Linked DNA regions of Mus musculus: region 1 is linked to region 2. The links are chromatin contacts, found by POLR2A ChIA-PET in ENCODE. All regions are on one chromosome and are shown on one strand. The core of a region is the stretch at or near the end of the contact, and the rest is flanking DNA. Distances in the headings are between cores, read along the strand shown.

Evidence for each region. ChIA-PET counts read pairs that join two places held with the same protein, here RNA polymerase II (POLR2A).
Region 1: POLR2A ChIA-PET joins it to region 2 with 19 read pairs in Patski. The contact joins the promoter of Nenf here to the promoter of Atf3 in region 2. POLR2A ChIA-PET finds 5 or more read pairs at or near these places in 2 of 5 experiments (Patski and embryonic stem cell).

Annotation. Positions count from the first base shown.
Region 1 is chr1:191,316,869-191,319,568 of GRCm38, forward strand. Nenf (neuron derived neurotrophic factor) reads right to left here and starts at 1,263. Exons shown (of 4, transcript NM_025424.3): 1 at 1,051-1,263. The coding sequence starts at 1,224.
Region 2 is chr1:191,182,033-191,184,732 of GRCm38, forward strand. It overlaps Atf3 (activating transcription factor 3), which reads right to left and starts at 1,301. Exons shown (of 4, transcript NM_007498.3): 1 at 1,061-1,301.

The sequences.
Region 1 (2,700 bases), core at 13-2,512, 130 kb after region 2:
GCAGTTCTTGGGCTGCAGAGATAGCTCAGCAGTTTAGAGCACTGACTGCTCTTCCAGAGGTCATGAGTTCAAATCCCAGCAACCACATGGTGGCTCACGACCATCTGCAATGAGATCTGATGCCCTCTTCTGGAGTGTCTGAGGACAGCTACATTGTACTTGTATATAATAAATAAATAGACGGGAGCAAGCGCGGCCAGAAAAAAAAAAAAAGCAGCGGTCCTCAACCTTCCTAACGCTGCAACTCTAAACAGTTTCACATGCGGTGGTGACCCCCACAACCATAAAATGATTTCCATTGCTACTTCATCATTGTAATTTTGCTACTGTTATGAATCCTAATGTAAGCATCTGTGTTTTCTGACAGTCTTAGGACCCACAGGCTGAGAACCACTGGCCTCAGCTTTCATCCCTAAAGATCTGTTTTGGGAGAGACCCTTGCATATTTGGTCTATGTAAGGTTCGCTAACACCGAAGCTAGGGAGCTCAGGGCACATAGATTCAGCGAAGCAACACGGGTCCTTCCCTCCTGTACCACTGAGCACGTGCCTCAGTTTCCCTATCTGTAAAGGTAGGGGATTAATTCCTGGAATCACTACAATGCCAAGAGACCGGTTCTTCCTAACTGGATTCAGGCTTCCTCCCCATCTAAAGCAGCTACCCATATCGGGTAGTGTTATTTCCTCCTTTGCGTTCATCCCCACCAGCCCAGACACTAAATGGGGTCTGAAGGGTGAGCTTCAGTAGGCCCGGGACACCGGGGCAGGAAAGGAAAGGCTTGGATCATCCTGCCGGCCCCAGACCCCCCTAGCTCAGTGCGCACTCTCAGGCCGGTCACTTTGCACAAACTGTAGGCCGTGTGACCCCAGCTCACCCTCACACTAAAATCTAGAAGGGTCTGAGGTCTGTACTCAGACCCACAGCGACAAGGCGGGGCGGAGGAAGCGCGGGGTGGGGCGTCAGGGCGACGCCCTGCCTCCACCCGGCCTCGCGTGGGTCCCCGCCACCAGTCAGCTCGGGACAGCCGCCGGCCCAGGCCGCGCCGCCTACCTCCTCGCCGCCGTAGCGGGCCAGCTCCTCCTCGGTGAAGAGCCGCACCGGGGGCCCGCGCTCTGCGGGGCGCGGCGTCTGCCCAGCCCAGGCTGAGGGCACTGGGACCAGAGCCAGCGCCAGGACGAGCGCCGCCAGCAGCCGCAGCCGCCACCAGGGCGCGGGGCGCGCCATAGACAGCGAGGAGCAGGCGGGAGGACGGCGGGGCGGGGCGGAGCACAGTCGGCTCCTAGGGAGGGGCCCTGTAAGACAGGACCCAGCCTTATCAATTTGTCCTCTCCTCCTTTCTCTCTGACGCTAAGTCCTACTACATAGCCTGTAATGTTCTTGAACTGGTGGCTATCCTTCTGCCTCAGTCTCCAGAGAATTGGGATTATACACTAGTGGCACCAGGCCCGAGTAACTTGCCCCCCCTTCCTTCCTTCCTTCCTTCCTTCCTTCCTTCCTTCCTTCCTTCCTTCCGTCCTTCCTTCCTTCCTTCCTTCCTTCCTCCCTTCCTCCCTCCCTCCCTTCCTTCTTTCTTCTCTCCATCCCTTTCCCTTACTCCCTTCCTCTCCTCCCTCTCCTTCCCCCATCTTTCATTCCTTCCTTCCCTCACTCTCTTCCTTCCTCTTCCCCATCTGTCTTTCCCTCGTTCCTTTCTTTTCTTTTTTCCTTTCCTTTCCTTTCCTTTCCTTTCCTTTCCTTCCCTTCCCTTCCTCTCCTATCCCTTTCCCTTCCCTTCCATTCCCTTCCTCTCCTATCCCCTTCCCTTCCCCCCCCCCTTCCCTTCCCTTCCCTTCCCTTCCCTTCCCTTCCCTTCCCTTCCCTTCCCTTCCCTTCCCTTCCTTTCCTATCCCCTGTCCTTCCCCTCCCTTCCTTTCCTTCCAGGATTTCGTTCTGTTTTTCAGGCTGGCTATGTCCCAAGGCTGACCTTGCAGGGATCTTCCTAGCCTGGCTCTTTTATAGAATTGTGTTGCAACGAACATGATTATGGCTTTGAAGGCTGTGCCAAACTCACAACACATTATCTGCTTTATACCGAGTCGCAGAATCTCAAGGTTGAAGAGGCCCTTCTAACTCCCAGGGTGAAATATCACAGCCTTCTTGAGGCCTAACACATCTTGACAATATCTCTGGCCTTGAGCACTCTGGCTGCTCCAGCCTCTTCTCGCTCTGCAGGCCTGTGTGTCAGGAAGCCAAAAGATTCTTCCTGCAATTTCTCCTGACCACATGAAATGCGCTGCCTGTTCTCCCAGAGGTCCTGGATTCTACACTTACACGGCAGTTCACAAGCATTTGTAACTCCAGTCCCAGGGGCCCTGACACCCTTTCTGGCCTCTGCAGGCACCAGGTACAAATGTGGTATACAAGCAAAACAGCCATACATATAAGTAAAATTTAAAAAGAATGTAGAAATTATTTTCCAATAATGTTTCCTAGTATTTATTTCTTAGCTGTATCCAACAGGAAAGCAGACTGCTGGCCACACAGGTGACAGAGGCTGAGGCTGAGACCTGTGGCAGAGAAGACCAGCCACAGGGAGGAGGAGGTGTGGCTCACATGTCTGGAGCTATGAAATAAGAGGCTAGAATCTTGGGAGGGAAGCTGGAGTTTGATGGCTGCTGTGGTCTAAGGCAGGGAATGGATGCTCACAGCGGATCCCCTGCT
Region 2 (2,700 bases), core at 51-2,550:
CACACTGAACATCCCTCCCTGGCTCCTTTTACTTTAATTATTTTAGTCTAGAAACAAATCTGTCAAAAGCTGGCTATCTGAAGCACACAGCGCACAGAAAGGTGCTGGGCGTGTGGGCCTGTAATTTCAGCACTTGGGAGGCTGAGGCAGGAGGATTGGCCGGAGTTTTTATGGGCAGTCTGGATTACAGAGTGAGACTCTGTCACGAGAATACAAACAACCCCCCCCCCGCACGCCCCCCCCCCCAAGTACAAGTGGTTCCACACCCTGGTCCCTCCACCCGCTTGATCCGATTCCTTCGCTTCCCTTCCAATACATAAAGAAACTCAAGGGCCGGTTAAAAGTCAGCCAGAGCACAGCAAGTCACAACAGCGAGTGAGGCTGGAAGTGACGTCTCAAACCTAGCGGTCCGAAGTTAGCTGGTGCGGAGACCTCTCGGCCTTCAGCCCCGGGACAGCGCCACACCAGGGCTCGCCGCCTCCAAACTTATCCTAACACACTTTCGCTCACAGCGCTCTACGCGGTCATGCTGCCCAGATCTCTGCTCCGGGGAGCGCAAGGCGACCTCCAGCGGCTGTGCCGGACCTCCGTTCGAGCGTCCGGTCTTCATTCATTTAGCTCGATACCGGGAGCAGCGCTTCAACAAGCCGCGGCCACTGCGCCTCTACGCGGACTTAGGAGGGACCCGCTCCGAGTCCAGGGTCCGGGACAAGAAGTGATGGATGGAAGAGGGGACCCCGATCGCCAGAGTGTGAGTCACCTCCGCGCACCAGCACCCACCTTCCACCCAGACGACCTCTCCTAGTTGCAAACTGAGAGCGCAACTCCTCCGTCCCTGGGCATCTTTCACGCCTCGAGTCAAAAGAGAAAGTTCGTTCTTTCACTTTACCAGAAACTTTTTACCAGCTAAGAACGGCAGCGGCAAAGAGCGGCTCAGCCGAGCGACTGTGGCACGGACACTAGGGCTTCAGTCTCCGGTGGCGCAAGGGTCCCGGGACTGGTCACCAGAGGGGAACTTAGGGTGAGGAGGGCAGCGCTCCTCGGTGTGGCTCTAACTCACCTCCAGTCTTCGCTCGGGGCGGCCAGGGTCCAGAGAGCGGCCAGAGGCGGGTGGTCTGTCCCGCCGGCGGGCGAGCGCCAAGGACTCTGCCGGAGCGCGGGTTAGCCGATTGGCTCCACTGGGGAAGCACCGTGCGCGGCGTCTCGCTGAGTGAGACTGTGGCTGGGAGCGCGTTGCATCACCCCTTTTAAAGCCCTCGCGTTGGCAGGGAGCCCGCTTAACTCCAGGTTACCAATCCCAGGCTGACGTAATGCTATTAATAGCTTCCAGGGAGAACTGGCCAGAGGAGGGGTGAAGGAGGGACGGGGGCGGGGCAAAAGGTGGGTGGAGACCGCGGACTTGGTGATGCAAGTGCGAGAAGGGGCGGTCACGGCGCGTCCTGCGTTCCTCGCACGCCCGGGACACACACACCCGCCCGCCCTCTATCTCCTTATCAGGCTGGGAGCCGCCCGGGCGCACCGCCAGATGTGCGTATTCGCCGCTGCGTGTTCCAGGCATGAGCCAATGGTGCCCAAGCCAGCGGCATGACTCCACCGCCCTGGCATCTCTCCCTCCGCTAGGTTGGGGAAGGGGGGGTGGTGGTGCTGGGAGGCGGATCCTGGCAGTGGCCCAGACTAGGTGAGGCTGGGAAGCGGGCACGACCTTTCTCTAAAATGTGTGGTCATTTTTCTAAAACTTCAGGAAAATGTGCCTTCTTTGACCAGCGGCCTAGCCTAAGGAGGGGGCGGGGAAGGGATAGCGGTGACAATCTCCCGCGTGAAGGAGGTGCCCAAAGTTACACTCCGATGAATCCACACCGTTACCCGCCACTGTGACCTCCTCTGCCGGGGACCCAGCTAGCAGCTGTGGGTTAACGTAGACATTCGGCAGCCTCGTGCTCCCACGCCCACGGCCCCCGAACTCGCTAGGAACCCGAAGTGCTAGTGACCGGACGCGGTCAGTTCGGTTGTTGTTTTTATTTTTAATAACAACCACAAAACGTTTTTAAATGAACAGGGAATTCTCCACGAAAGCAAGAGCGTAGAAAGAGGAAAGATTTGGAGAGATCAGAGCCACCTAGCGCAGGGATAAGAAAGGGCTGGAAAAAGGCGGCTCGGCTAGTCTGGGAAAGAGGACGCTTTGATCTCTACGCTCCCGGTTTGGGCGGGGGTGGGGGTCCGCCTGGATATCAGGAAAGAAAAACCGGCTCCAGGTTTCGAGTGTCTGTCTGCAGGAACAGAGGGCTCTAGGGATACGGTGGCCGGGACTGAACGCGCACCGCTTAAAGCCGGAACACCGAGCCCTCTTGTACTCAAATCTGGTGGCGGGAAAGGCTGGGCAAAGGACTCGATTTCAGGCCAAAGCCTCAGCAGACCTGGGTTTGAAACTTGAAATTAGTTTCCCGGTTCTGACCCAGTAATTCCGAGGGTCTGAGCTGAGCGCAAGACCCTGAGCGGGACTCCATAGCTCATCAAGGGTTACACGTGCACAGACTGCGGCCCAGGAATCGCACACCTGCCTGGCAGACTTTGGCGGGCACATGTGGGGCAGGACGCTGAGGTGTAAAGACAGAGGCACCTGCTAACGCCCGCCTTTGAGAGGAAGGCGATCAGAAGGTCACAGGGAGGTAGTTTGGGGTGTGAAGCAGAACTGACCGGTGC